2 separate regions of the Homo sapiens genome follow, and region 1 is linked to region 2. Evidence: read pairs that join two places in POLR2A ChIA-PET (ENCODE). Cell type or tissue: OCI-LY7. All regions are shown on one strand. Links, peaks and the distances in the headings refer to the core of each region. The heading gives the core; the rest is flanking DNA.

Region 1 (7,779 bases), core at 1,311-6,310, 140 kb after region 2:
CTATGATTCCAGAAGAGTTTGTTCTACATGTGGCAAAGCCAGCACCATAGAGGGGACAGAGGGAAACCTAAGGCCTACCTTGAGGGATGTTAAACTTACGCCCTACCCACTGCTACTTAAGGTGTCTTTTGAATCCTGAGGACCAAGGAGCTCTCCTATGACAAGGAACCTGTCACTGGTTCTTCTGTGATTGCTAAAGCCTAGAGGACCTCCTCCAAAGAAAAGTGGCTCAGACAGAAACACTGACTCTTATTTCTCATCAGACTCCGAAATCACAGGCTTCTGGTCTAAAGATTCAAGCTGAGAAACAAGAAAGCAATTTGTTTGATTCAGGCCCTTGCAAATTACCCCCCAATAATTTACTTGGTCTCAGCTTTGGCTGGCTTGGATGTTATGAGGATTCCAAGAATTTTTTTACTTTTCCATTAGAGGGCTCTGCACTCTCCTTTCAAGGAAAAAGGCTCTATGTGCCAGCCCACTTCTTTCCAGAAATGGGGAAAGGGAGGAGGAGAACCTGTGGAAAAGAGGACAACGGATTTCCGGAAGAAATTCCAAGCCAGGGGCTAACCGTGGACCTGAGCACAGCAGAGCCACACGGACGTCTCAGAAAACGGTTCTGTGGAAGCACAAGACACGTGGCAGTGAGAGTCCTGAGAAGTCCAGGAAAAGATGCAGCTTCCAACCCATTCCTAAATATCACCAATTAACAGCAGCTCGATGGTCTACCTGAGACCTGAGAAAACAAACGAAGGGAAAGAAATGCAAGAAACAAAGCGCATCTTTCTGGATCAAAAGATCAAGTTGTCTTTGGTAGCTAAAGAACAACAGAGAAGGAAAAAGAACAAAAAGATTAGGAGGAGGAGAAAAACACCTGGCCCTCCCCAAAGAACTCGACTTAAATCATCTCAGCTATAGGCAGTCAACTGGGGCTCTCCGAACAGCCACAATCGGGGGGCTACTCTCTTTCCCCTCACGATCTTCCTGAACAGGGCAGTAGTCTAGCATCCACTGAAGTCCTGAAGTGGTGAAGGAGCCCCAGACACACCCATCCTCTGAGCACCTCCACAGCCTTTCTGGCCCATCCCAATAAACAGCAATTCTATTCTCCCAGTCACCGAGCCACACATTTTGGGGTCCATCTTGACTCCTCCCTTCCTTTCATACAACCCATCCCACCAGTCAGCAAATCCTGCCGGTTTTCCCTTCGAAGTATGTCCAGAATCCAGCCCCTTCTCACGTCCCCACCACCCTGGTCCACGCCACCATCACTTGCCTAAAATTTGCCTTCTGACTGCTTCTGCCTCACTTTCCCATGCTTGAGTCTCAAAATGCGGCCCAAGAGACTCTCTGGAAGCGCAAGTCATATGACATCACTCCTCCAGTGGCTTCCATCTCCCTTGGAGTCAGAGCCAAAAATCCCTGCTCTACGTCCTTCAAGGAGCCAGCTGGTCTCCTCTCCTCCTCCTCCTGCACTCTTTCCACTCTGACCTCAGGGCCCCTTGCTCCTCCTCCAGTAGCCAGGCGTATTACACACAAGGTCTCTGCTCTCTACACACTCTTCCTGGAACCATCTTCTCAAAATTCTCATGGCCAACTTCCTCACCTCTTTGGAGCCTTTGCTTCTCATTGGGCCTTCCCTAATTATCCTATTTAAAAGCCTGGTCACCATGCACCCCTTACCCCTCTTCCCCACCTTATTTTCGTGCAGGCAGTTTGATCTTCTCTTGCCATACTATATAATTCACATATTTATTGGTGCATCTTCTGTCTCTCCCCAGCTAGAAAGGGGGTGCCACAAGAGCAGGGAGTTTTTAAGGCTTTCTATGCCCAACACCAAGAACCGTTCCCAGCATGTGGCAGGTGTTCAAAATATTTGTTGAAAAATGAATGAGTGAACCTTCACAATTCCAAACTGCCAGGAGGCCACTCAATGCCATATCTATAAAACTGTCAGGCAGCCCAACCTGGGGGCACTTTAGCTTTGGATCTTGGGTTTGAGCCAGATTCCATTTTCCCCACAGGCCCTGAGACCCACAGGGAAGAGCTTTTGCATTATAATGTAAATGGAGGGGTTGAGCTGGTTTGGGGGAACCCTTGACAGGAGCCAGTTAAAACCAAACGAAAGTCTTTCCTAAGGCTTAGGTGGAGCCTCTAGAAAGAGGGGCTGAGAGCCTGGGGAAGAGCCAACCACCAGCAGTTCCTCAGAGTTCTTCCCACTGGGGCTGTGCAGCCAACTGCGTTTCCAGGCACACTGAGATGCCCATACTCATATCCAATACTGTGCAGGGGCACTGGCCAGGCACAAATCCCAGCTGCCTCCACGGCATTACTCTCCCTCCATTCTTGCTTTCAGATTCTCCCTCCTCCTGGCAGGGGCACTGGGGAGGGCAGGAGAGAAGGAGGCCATGGCAAAGGGACAAATCCCTTCTACCTGAGAGCCCGGGATGCAGCCAGAAAAGCTAAAATACCCTTTCCCACCCTAGCATACAATTTGACAGGTGAATAAGTGCTCCCCAGTAGGCAATAACAAGGAGAAGTCTGAATTAAAAGAACTCGCCAATTTGGGAAGTAATGTCATTCTATGTGACTCCACTCTTTTCCGTTACCAATAAAACACTTAAAGATGCTATTCATGCAGACATAAAGTGCTAATGGCCACTTGTTACCATGTTTCATAATGCTAATATTTCCCTCTGATTTCTGACAGTTCTTTTTTTTTCCTTCTTCTTTTTTGGGGCTATTTTAAGTTAACAGAGCGCTAATCTGATTCAAAACTGAAGACTCAAAGAGCTACACTCTACATAACTGCACTATTAATGACAACCATTGCTTTACATGTTGCACCATTTCATGAAAACAATCATCACTCAGTCAACGTATTTTCCAAGCCACAGAAAATAAGTTGAAATAAGTTGAAAATGCAGTAGGCAAAGAAGCAGCTAGTCATGTAAGACACTAAGGGGCAGGGGAGTCATTAATTCTTCTCCAAGCTTTCAACACTCTGTTTCTATGAAGGCAAGGGTTGGAGGGAGCTTTTTTCTTTCAAATAAATCAGTAAAATGATGAGGTGCTTCCTCTGCTACGCCCAGTGGCCCAGGCACTCTCACTAAGGTATCCTCCCAGCAATGTAGGTGTTCAAAGGCAAAAGAAAGGGAACCAGCTCATGGCGTAATACTTGCTCGGCCAAAGACATAGTAACGCTTCCCAGGAAATACAAGTGTCACAGTCACTCCAAAATGAATATGTGTGCAGCCACCTGGGCTTGCAACTTAATTCAAACAACTTGGAAGGCTAAGGAGCACTGGAGCTGGGGAGCTGCAGATGAACCCCTGTGCTCACCACCCCTGGAGAGCAGTCAGAGAGGAAGCCTGCTTTCCTCAGATGTTTTAAAGGAAGCCACCTAGAGCCCCACCTGTCACTGTGGAACTGCTCATGGTGGCTGCCCGATGCGCTGATGTGGAACTCAGAATCATTCATTTGGGCTTGTGGCTGAGCTGTGCTAGGTAACTGGGTGGCCTGGGCAAGTCACTTCACCTCCCTTGGCCTGTGTCCTTGAGCTTTCCTGGCTGCACATCTTGCTCTCAGGTATAAAGGATCTGTCTCCTTCTACCTGCCCCTGTGCCACACACACTCGCCTCTCAAATGAGAAAGGCAGCTTTGAGAGAGGATGCTTGCCTTCCCGGCTCCCCTCCCAACCCAGAACCTATCACAATGCTCTGCAGAGAGTACATGCTCAACAAATCCAATGCTAAATTGTAAAAAGTGAGACTAGATGGTATCTGCCTCTCCTCTCAGCTCTAAATTATTTGGTCTAAAGAAAACTGAAGCCCCCAGCAACTCCATTTTGCATATCTAATTGGAGATGGTTTCAATAATATAATTATCAAGGCATCCCTACGTTACTTGAAGTTGGTTCATAATCTGGCGACGTTCACAGCCTTATGAAGACAGTTTATTCTCTTTTAGTGTCTCAAGTATGAGTCACCTCTGATGACGGATAGGAGAACAAGCAGGTTTTACTACAATACACACCTAAAGTAAATGAATAAACCCAACCACTTTGCCCACCCACATGGCATCCATTTGGAGGAGACACAGAGAAAGGAGTTTCACCTCTTAGACGTCTCAGAGATTAACATTTTCTCAAAAATGAACACACAGAGCAACAGCTGACGAGTCACAGTGGACCACACCACCACCTCTGGTTACCCCCTGAGAAAGGCAGAGAAAGGACCCCCAGAACAGTCACCATTTGAGGAGAGGTTCAGGGATCATGAGGACTCACCACCCCACTGAAATCCATGGATAGTCTAGCCTGTGAGGGGTTGGGGGTGGCAAATTACTTTATCTTTCTCATCTTTGAGCGGCTCTTCCCCAGAGTCAGGATGACTCTCACTAGGTTTCAGGTACATCCCCATCATGCCCCGGACTCCAGTCTCTGCAGCTGACACGGCTCCAAGATGCTAAATATGAGACAAGGAGGGGACAAGGAATTTAGTCCCAGGAGTGGCACTAGAAGGAGTCCCTGCTCCCTCAGGAGCCATCTGCCGGGTGCTTCTGGAGATGCTGCCTCCACGCCCCACTTGAGGCTGTCCACAGCAGAAACCAGCGCCCAGATCCCCTCAAGCCAGCCACCCCATGGGAACCCCTTTGGCAGGTGTGGGTGTTGGGTTAGCCTCTAGCCAGAACTCCTGCTGCTTCTCTCTTTGTGGAGCAAATCTTCATGTCCTGTCTGGATCTTCCCAGTCCTGCCCTCTCTCTTCTGAATCTTCCCACCCTTCCAAGGGCCTGCTGCCTAATCCATCTCCCCACTCACACGCTAAAGTAAATGAATAAACCCAACAGCACGGACTCATCCCTGATCAGGACTGAAAAAAGAAAAAGAAATAGCCTCCCATCACACCACTCTCTGGGAAAATAGAACTGAGTCCTAGCTCTAGCACTGGGCACAGCTGGGTCAGCACCTACGAAGGGTCCTATGCAGTGAACACCTTGCAGTCTGAAGGGCAGACTCTCTCTTCTCAACAAGCCAGAGATTCTCTGCCTTCCAGACAGGCACCTCCATGAAGAGAAGCTGTTCCTGGCTTGTGGTGAGCAAAACTCCCTGGATTGAGTCGAGACCTGGATTCTAGTTCCACTACTTTGAATTCTCTAGGTTCACAGTCCTAAATCCTCAGAGAAGGACAGACTTGAGGGCAGACAGCCACAGGTGGCCTGGCATGGGCTGAGGCAGCACACAAGGACTCTGAGCCACACCAGCCATCTCCTTGTGGACTTTCCTGAGAGCACGTGCAGCTAGCAGTGCTCCAAGCACTCTCTGAGAGGCTTCCAGGCTGGAGCTCTGAGAGGCTTCCAGGCTGGGCTACCTCCAGCCATGTGGTGGAAACTGGTAGCAAAGGAAGCCCAGAAGGGCCACAACTGAACTAGAAGGCTAAGGAACACCCCGGCCACTGGTGGGATCGCAGTGCTGAGCCATGAGCCCTACCAGGCAACCCATTTCTGGGCAGTCCCAAGACTTGGAGAACAAGCCATCTGAAAATAGAATTAAATAGCCAGGTGCGGTGGCTCACACCTGTAATCTCAGCATTTTGGGAGGCCGAGGCGTGTGGGTCACCTGAGGTCAGGAGTTCAAGACCAGCCTAGCCAACATGGTGAAACCCCATCTCTACTTAAAAAAAAAAAAAAAAAAAAAAATCAGCCAGGTGTGATGGCATGCACCTATAATCCCAGCTACTTGGGAGGCTGAGGCAGGAGAATCACTTGAACCTGGGAGGCGGAGGCTGCAATGAGCCGAGATCGTAGCACTGCACTCCAGCCTGGGCGACAGAGCGAGACTCCATCTCAAAAAAAAAAAAAAATTAAATTGGGTGGGGGAGTTTCTTAGGAAAAAAATCAGAGTTGTGCAAATAAATCTAGTTGGTCTGACTGTCTTTACAACACAATGAAAGGGTAAGGCACCATAAGAGGCTGTGAATTCCATTGATAAGAGAGGATTTCCCTACTCAAATATCAAAGGTCTTGCATACACATACACTAAAACAGAAAAAAGAAAAAAAAAAAAAGAAAAGAGAGACAGAGAGAGAGAGAGAATCACCTTTTAAACTCATCCAAGAGCCAGTCAAAGCCACCCAAAGGAAAGCAGGCCCCAGTCCCTTCCGAACTCAGCCGTTCTCCCTCTGGTGAGACAGGCTCTAGCTTGTTTCCAGAATGCCACTACCAGCTTCCCACACCTCCAGGGGACCCCCTAACTCCAAAGTGTTGCCCAGACCTAAGGATCCTCCCCCACGTGCTCCTTCCCCAACACTGGCTTCCAGGTGAGCGAGACAGAATCTGCAAGCAGAGTTCACTGCTTGACCATGGGGTGAAAGCCACAAAGACACCACCAGCTATCCCAACCCCAGCACTTTCACTTTTTCACTTTCTCCCCAGGGAGGAAGGGGGAAATAAACTTGCCCAGCCTCACACCTTCCCTGGACAGGGAGCTGGGGATCCATTCAAAGCCCGGTCTTTCTCTGTTCAATCAAGCAGCGTGAGCAAAGTACAGATTAAATACTACATATGAACCAGCATTATGTTAGGCACCAAGAAGGCACAAAAAATAAAACATGACTCCTGCCCTCCAAAAGGTTATAATTTGAGGAGGAGAAAATACACCCACGAGCCAATGTGAATACCACTGATCCCCTTTTAACTAATCCCAGAGTGACACCTCCTCCAAAGAAAGCCAAGTTGCTGACAGAGTCAGGCCTTCCTAGTTACCTAGAAAAATGGCCTGGGGAGGTCCAGCCCACTAGAAGGAGATACAGAAACAAGCCCTCCATAAATATCTGTGGGACCCAGCTACCTCTCTGAAACACAGCCCAGTGCTTTCAGGCAGGGAGAAAGTGGTGGTGGGTGGCGGACAGAGATGTGAGTGGACTGACACAGACATGGGGGCTTCCAAATGACTCTTGATCACCCAACTTTCCAGCTTCCCCATTTCTGCCCCTGACTTGAGCTCCCAGGCCACTCAACCCACTGTGAGGTCTTACTGTGGGGATTACCGAGTCACCACCAGGCTGCGCTGAACAGGAAGTGAACAAGTCAATTCGAGAAAGATCCAATAAGGGAATATTCTCTGGGCACCGCTGGGCCAACACCCACGGAGGGGTCCTGGAATACAAATACCCTGGAGTCTGAAGGGCGGTGGCCCCTCTTCTCACCACTTCAATTATGTCTTCATTGAACTGGGTTATGAAAAAGGGAAGCAGGGATTGAAAATCTAGCCTTGTGGCCATAAGCCTGTGATGACTCATGCCAGCTTTGGGTGCTCTAAGATGCTTTCCCATGTCTGTAATGCTTTTCATATCATCCTACACACTCACTGTCACCTCTCCTCACCCCAGCACACAGAAAAGATGTGCTTATTATGTGCACTTAGGTTTTGTTGTACTATTAAACACAATGACCCACTCCTATTATTAAAACACAGGTTTTGCTGGAAACTCAAAAAAGACTTGGCTCTGCTGGCTCACAGGGAATCTGGGCTCCGCTCTTCCAAAACCTTTGTTCTCCAGATGTCAGTGCAAAGTTATGAACAGCTCTCCCCCTGAGCTAACTTACCGAGCAGTAAGTGAGGCAAGAAAGGCCACTCACTATATTTCTCAGCCTCCATGAAGTCGTCACTGGGAGAGGAGCCAAGAGGGAGGGGGCACCTTAGGAGACAAGATCGTAACTCACCGTCATCCGGGGAAGTGGAGAGGAAGTCAGGGAACTCGTGTCAGGAGTGGAGAGCTAAGC
Region 2 (7,779 bases), core at 1,584-6,583:
ACAACACATCTGTCCAGCACAATGTTTCACACTGTCCCATGATTCGGCTACCCAAGGCATTTGCATCTTTGATCACTGCAAGGGCATGAAACACTTGTGTCCATAAAGAGCCAGCAGAGACAGGGTATCCCCTTTCTGAAGCCTACCATCCACTAAGTAATGAAATCTAATATTTAAAGGGCATGACACCCGTTTATACTAGATTTCATTAATCAATGTTTCATGGAAGGGATAAATCCTTTATGCATGCCTTTTTCCTGATTTTTCCCCCATTTAAAAAATGCAGTGCTGATTTTTCTTCCCTGCTATTAGCTCACATAGACCCACTACTGTGCACCCTTGTTCCCAGCCTCCCAAAACTCACCCTTTCACATTCACTCTGAGGTCATGAAGTTCAATGGAGAAAACAAAGGGGTAGAATGAGGGACAGAAAGGTGTTCTAGTTAGTCTTAAGCATGTTTCATTAAATAAAACCTTCATAAACCCTAAAAAAGAATGTCATTGTAATTACAAGCTCATATTTGGCATGCCAGTGGCCAATACATCCAGTGCCTCCAAAATATTAAGTAGAGGGTCACAGCTTTCATTTGTACACTCACTAAGTGCTATATTACTGACATTAAAGAAGACAAGAATGGGCCGGGCGCGGTAGTTCATGCTTGTAATCCCAGCACTTTGGGAGGCTGAGGTGGGCGGATCACTAGGTCAGGAGTTCGAGACCAGCCTGGCCAACACGGTGAAATCCCGTCTCTACTGAAAATACAAAAAATTAGCCAGGCATGGTGGCGCGTGCCTGTAATCCCAGCTACTCAGGAGGCTGAAGCAGGGGAATCACTTGAAACTGGGAGGTGGAGGTTCCAGTGAGCCTAGATCATGCCATTGTACTCCAGCCTGGGTGACAGAGCAAGACTCCATCTTGAGGAAAAAAAAACAAAAAAACAAAAACAAAAAAAGACAAGAATGGTATTCTTATTACCACCACAAAAACCCACACCTTAGGTGAAGTTCAGGTAAATAGGATATCACAGATATCTTTCCTGGAGGATGTTGACCAAAGAATATTCCGATTGCCTTGTTTAACACCTTTGCACATAGGCTCTTGTGTACCTGCATATGGCAGTGAAATTGCAATAAAGCAATAACAACCAGCACCAAAGCAAGTAAGTATGTTGCAAAGGACAGAAGAGTCCTAACACCACCACAAGACCTCTGAATGAATCACAGGTACTTTTAAGGTGTCTGAATGCCTATGACTGTGGTAATACTCATAATGCTACATGTTCTCCTCAACTTATGGAATAGTGAAGACCCAATAAATTGTTAAATAATGCCCCATTTTCCCACTGTAATTGTTCTATAAAGCCCCTTTTCCCCATTAGTTTCAAATGCAATGTCTACTGTTGAGCAAATATCCTGGTTCCTGAATGACACTTTTTAAAAAATGCAACAAATAATACAAATATGGAAAAACAATATGCACATATATGCCCATTGCAATATGACTTATAACAGTGGGAAACTGAAAGCAATCAAAATGATTACAGTAGGTAAATGGTTAAGTAAATTATGATACACAGCCATGGACCTTCATGTAGCCATTAGGAGGACAAAGACTACACAGTAACATGGAAAAATGCAAAATGACACATGCTAAGTGGGAAAAGAAACTGGAAATAGTATGACACTGTGGTTACAACTAGATAAAAGCATACTTATTTTTTAAAAAGGCTGGAATGAAATAAACAAAAATAATAACCGTGTGAGGGATCATGAGTGATATTATCCCTTATCTTTACTTCTCGAAATATCCATAATGCTCTGTCTTTATGATGCAAAAGAAATGGAAACCTAGCAACTCTTTAAAGAACTATTATTTTTTAAGTAGGCATAATTTTGAAATAAAGAACAGTAATATGCAAAATATTCTAACTATAGTAAACCCAAATTAAGATGTTTCATGTGGAGACAGCTACCCTGGCAGGATGAGTATCTCCCCACACTACTGCTTGCAGAGCTAATGCACATCCCAGGTAGCTTTCCATTGACACAGAGTTATAGGCCTCTTTCTAGATATTTTCATTTCACCTGAACAGTTTATTTCAGTATCACTGGATGGGAGAAAGCAGCAGTGGCAGCAGGGAAACAGGGCTGGAATGTCAAGTGCCTGCTTCAATATAAAGGCCAGTTGTCCAATAGGCTGGCTGGTGACTTGGCAGCTGCAATGAGGCTGTTCATGGGTGGACCCTGGAATGGCCACAGGGAGAGAGATACGGAGCCAGGAAGAATGAGCCTACCAGTTTAGAAAAACTCAAATCTTGGCTCTGCTACAGAAGATCCCAGGATACTAAAACAACTTGCAGCTTTGACCTGAGATCCGCTGTGTATGATCTTTGAAGAGTTAAGAAGAATGAGAACAGAAGACGCAGGACATTGGTGGGGGTCCATTTTATTTTCTTTTTTCTTTTTCTTTTTTTTTTTTTTTTTTTTGAGATGGAGTCTCACTCTGTTGCCAGGCTGGAGTGCAGTGGCATGATCTTGGCTCACTGCAAGCTCTGCCTCCCGGGTTTAAGCGATTCTCCTGCCTCAGCCTCCTGAGTAGTTGGGACTACAGGCACCCGCCACCACGCCCAGCTAATTTTTTGTATTTTTAGTACAGACGGGGTTTCACCATTTTGGCCAGGATTGTCTCGATTTCTTGTCCTCATGATCTGACCACTTTAGCCCTCCAAAGTGCTGGGATTACAGGCGTGAGCCACCCCGCCCAGCCAATTTTATTTTCTTCTTCCAAATGTTACCTCCCATTGTTCCAGTGGATCATGCATACTTCTTGGCCAGAATCCATTCCCAAATGAGCACCTCTGCGTCTCACAGAAAAGAGTGTACCTAAAATTTAGTTCATGGCAGCTGGAAATAATTTACAAGTATTTGCTGACAATAAATAACTTCCTAAATTATACAAGGAGACCTTGAATAACCAAAAGTTATCTGCATGATATCCCACTCACATAGGTACACTATTTTCACTTCACATTAAATTTGTACAGGTAGCACATTTCTTGTATCACGAAACCACCTCTTCTATAGTCTTCGGTGAGTAGAACTTATGTTCCCACATAAGCTATAAATGCTAATAATTTTTTAAGACAATGGTCTCCTCCTAGGAATTGGCTTTTTACCATAACACTTTTGATGACTTTATCAACCCTGGTGTATTAAAATATTCAAATTCAAATTCATAAGCATAAACTATCTAACACTGGTCTGTGAGTCTACTCCTAAGACTAGCTCTTTAAGCTGTTACAGCCACTTTTATATGCAACCTGAGTACAAGACAATATCATATTCAGCTTGGAAGCCAGACCTTATAAAGTGTGAAATCTTTTAACACACCATAGGAGTGCGCAGAACAATTATAATAAGTATTGCACATATTTTAAAATATGACTCTTTTGCTGACCTCTTCCTCATCTCAGTGTTTTTGGTCTCACTTCTGTGGTCTGTACAGTAAGTTGTTTCAGCCATGTTCTTCCCAGGGAAACGATAGGAAGAATGAGCTCTTCTCCCAGGTGAAAGTCCTCGTCAGCACCTGAATCATGGAGAAGTAGACATAGGATAGCAAGAAAAGGCAAGAAGTGTCTCCTTGGAACAGTGATTTATTTTGTCTTTAATAAGCAGCAACACAGTACCCATACTTTTCTTGGCATGAGCAGAGTTTAGGAAGTTACTTTCATTTCTGAAACAGGCACACAGGTGCCTTCTCACTCTGCACTCACTCCTGCATCCCCTACTCTGTAACTTCCCCCTTGGACTCTCAGGTTTTTGCAAGTCTGCCTGAAACAGCTTTTTAAACCTACTGTTAAATCAAGTCCTACCCTTCGCTACAGAAATCTCAGCCCACCCAGAGTCAAGGAAGAGGGTTATTGCAGAAAGGAGGCATTAAGTTGGAAGGATACTTGGGGAGCCTCTAGCCTAGTGGTCGTCAAACCTGAGTGTGTCTCTGAATCAACGAAGGAGAAGATGCCCCAGCCCAGAGACTCTGATTCAGCGGATCTGGGGAGCAGCCTGGGAATATATATACACACACAGGACATTCACACACACACACACACACACACACACACACACACACACACACTCTCTCTCTCACGTAACTTTGTCACAGGTGGCCCAAGCACAGCACTTTGAGAAACACTGCTGTAGTTCAATATCCTCTGAGGGTCAACGCAGTTGCCCAAGACACATGAACCATTGGCAGTAGAGTTAGGAGTAGCATTCAAGTCTGTAGACTCTTGCCACATCCTGCTGCCCCAGGGAGCTACAGGAAAAGCAATTACAATGGGAGCCTGGGCAGGAGTGGGGGTGGGCACTACTCTCCCCAGTGGATCCCAAAATGTTCAGTGGCATTTGAAGCCTAGAGGAGCTACTTAGTGGAGTTGGTAAGAAGTCTTAATTCCACCTTTAACCATGCCCGTGGCTGATCTTGCTCACAGAAGCCACAGCAACAAAACTCTTTTCTAACCACCTGCATTTGATCCGCTATCTACACAGAATTGGGAAGCTGGGGCTGGCTTGGAGAATCGAAAATGCAGTCCCAGCTTCACAGGTGCCAGCCATGTGTGAGCACGCCACTCACCCTCCCTTAGGCTTCTGTCTGTTCATCTGCAAATGAGTCTAATACCTACCCTGCCTGTTTTTCTGATTTGTTGTGAGGATCAAATGAGATCATAGGATGTTCTTTGAAAATTAAAACCTTCCAGAAGTGTCAGTTCTTGTCTAGTATGCACAGACTCCTTATGAATCTTGGGCAAACATAGAATGAATCCTCTTCTAAAACAAGAATTACACAGAACAGAGTGTCTCAAAACTACCATCCTAGCTCATATTTTCTAGGAAGCCTATAGCCATTCTACACAGTGTTAATGCGGACCTGTGCTAAGCAGACCAGAAACAATGAAGGCTTTAGGAGGCATTTCAGGACACGTTCAGACTTGGACCCAGCGGCTCCGTTGACTCCCCACACCCAAGACCCACAGCCACAGGACACGGGCTTCTCTGGTCCACTTAGCCCTCGTCAGCGCCAACAGTTCTAATGATTCCAGGGTCCTTCGATGGCCCTCCCGCCCAGCCATCTAAACACATGATGCTGAAGGCACTTCCTGTGCCTCCTCACCAGCCCTCACAAGCGCATTCCACGCAGGATTCCAAATAATCAATTTTCTGCCTGTAGTTGCATGTTTAGAATGAGAAAAACTTTTCAGACCTTTGCTTTTTATTCCAGATGGAATCTGTTTATAGAAAAACCAGAGCTCCCTTCAGGGGCCACGGAGGGGTGGAGGAAGGTTGGCAGAGGGGGCTTCTGGGAAGGCTTTGGGGCCCCAACTTCCTCTTCAAATAGAGCAGCTGCACTTCTACCTAATTGGGCTTCCACAGAAGGCCTCATTTTGCTGATTTTTTTTTTTAAATGCATGAAAACTAGTCATCTAATCCACAGCTTTGTAGGTGAAGAGATCACACTGGAGAAACGTTAACTGATTTTCCAACTTCCTCCTTCAGCCACTTGTAGAAGAAAGATGGAAGATCCTGTCTCTATAGAAGGCCTTCCTGCCAGGGTCCTCGGTCTCAGCCAAGGCGCCTACTTCGGGCAACCCCTGGGAGGGGCTTCTCCTGCCCTGTCCCCCACCTAGAAGCTCACAGTAGTGATCACGTCCTGTCCCACTTCATCAGCGCCTCCCTGGGGCCTCTCCTGGGCTCTCCAACTAATACCTGGGTCGCATCCCCAGGGTTCCTGGCCTCCTCAGGCTGCTTGTTTGGTCCTCTGGTTTCCAGATAGCATCAAGTTTACAGAATCAGCTCCACTCCAAGAGTTCTTTCAAAGGACAGTTCTCAAAAGAAACATATTAATGCCTCTGAAGTGGCACCAGGAAGCAAGTCTGAGTAATGCACCCTAGTTGTCACCCCTGGTTGCCCCTCAGGGCCCAGGCCTGCTGACTCTCCCTAGCTCAGGATGTGTTTGCAGGTCTCCAAGGCTGTCCTCCCAGAAGGTGTAAGCGGAAACTTGGTGCTCTTTCTGGACAATGTCCAAACCCATAGCTGAAGGCCCTGGCAAAGCTTCAGGTTGTTCTTCATAGGCTCCTACCATAGGGTCCAGAGATGCAGATGGAGACTGAGTTCCCAGCTATCTACAGACATGATACTGGTGTTTTAAGAGACGACACTGGGTGGACCTTAAACAATGACTTGGATGTCATACAGGGAGGAGTAGTATTTAGATATAAAAAAAACTTCCAGAAATTTCTTCTTCCTTTGCTACAGGCTGTCTCTGTGGTCTACTCTCTCCTCACCCCACCTCCCAGCCAGAAGAGGAGTACACAAGAGAAGGCCAGGGGTCTGCAGACTGAGCCTTTTTCCACAGGACAAATTGCATCTCTCAAATACCTGATAAAAAGTCTCCAGGTGTCACCAGCATCTGTGGTCTCCCTGGTACTTAAGTAGCAAGCCCAAGGACTTGGCTCACAAAGAGGGGATCCAGAGATAACAGGGTGGTGTTCACCCCACAGTGTAATGTCCCAGCATCTGTCACATGTTAATAGGTGCTTTGTTTTTGACAGGGATCCTTGAACCAGGGTTCCTTGGAGAGAATGGCTGATTCCAGCTCTGGGGGTAAAATAGAGCAATGTAATCCTAGGACATTGTGAACCAAAAAGTAAGAATGTAACCAAAGATTAATAGATAGGATGAGGCAAGGAGAGGAAATGAAGAAAAAGCAAAGGAAAGAGAGGGGGAGGAAAGGAAAGGGAGCGGTTACAAAGGACTTTTGATACCAATTAGTAAATACGCACATAGCATATGGAGTGTTTATTAGATAACATTATAATATCTATGGAAAATTTATGAGACATGAAAATAGTATTATGGCTATGTACAAAAATGTCCTCATTCCTAGAAAATATAGCCTGAACTCATGTGTATGTGTGGTGTGTGATGTGTTGGTGGGGTGCGTGTGTGTGTGTGTGTGTGTGTGTGTGTGTGTGTGTGTGTGCATAGACAGGAGAGAAGGAGAGGTAGAGATTGAGAAAGAGGTAAAGCAAATGTAGCAAAATGTTTATTGGTGAATGTTGGTGAGTGCTGTACAAGTGTCCATTGCACTAGTCTTCCAACTTTTCCTTAGGTTTGAAATTTCTCTGAATAAATACTGGAGGGGTAGGAGAAGAGGTTTTGTACGGGGGCAAATGTACCTTGATGGGAATAAAGCTTAAGTGTCACCACCCCTCTCTAGATGGGGCCCTTTCAAGGCCTGGTTAATGAGGGTCATCAGTTTAAAGAATAGGTGAGATAAATTACTGCACCAGAAAACTCAGAACATTGTGAAATCTTACAGCTCACATATGAAGGAAACTTAAGAGATGTCCCAAATTTGTCAACAATCCTAAAACTTCACATGATAGTACCAATAACAAGCAACAAAACTGACCTTTTCTTAATTATTAATAACAAAAAATAAATTTTCATCAATCATGTTAGGGAAAGACTAAATTAGGTTTCTAGCCTCTTTGTAGAAAAGATTTCCAAATTGTTGTCATATGAAGAGGTGAGCAAAGAGTGCAGAGCTATAAAATATAGAAGGAAAAGTATTATAGAAATATGTCAAGCAATTAATGAGTAAAAATATTACATTAGTTTTCTAGATTTTGTCATGTTTGTGGCATTTATCAGTGTTTTAATAACTGTATAACTTGTTATTTATTTCCTCCTCTATAAGAATTCACTTTCATAGCCTCC

The links. Peaks named below come from ENCODE experiments on the same cell type or tissue, not always from the same donor. Only the 100,000 strongest peaks of a DNase experiment are listed, where the experiment ranks them.
Region 1: POLR2A ChIA-PET joins it to region 2 with 5 read pairs; 2 of 35 experiments call an interaction of 5 or more read pairs at or near these places.

What each region holds. Positions count from the first base shown.
Region 1 is chr2:60,508,825-60,516,603 of GRCh38, forward strand. The region is part of intron 2 of BCL11A (BCL11 transcription factor A); the gene reads right to left. Among named protein-coding and RNA genes, the nearest start is that of BCL11A, 41 kb to the right of the region's middle. RefSeq lists enhancers at 4,368-4,477, 6,734-6,863, 6,974-7,093. In OCI-LY7, for the core only: no CTCF peak of the experiment used is centred there; a DNase peak (open chromatin) is centred at 3,437.
Region 2 is chr2:60,366,452-60,374,230 of GRCh38, forward strand. All of the region lies in intron 1 of MIR4432HG (MIR4432 host gene), which reads right to left. Among named protein-coding and RNA genes, the nearest start is that of MIR4432, 17 kb to the right of the region's middle. In OCI-LY7, for the core only: no CTCF peak of the experiment used is centred there; DNase peaks (open chromatin) are centred at 3,780, 4,240, 4,530, 5,380 and 1 weaker place; H3K4me3 peaks cover 2,761 bases; H3K27ac peaks cover 4,321 bases.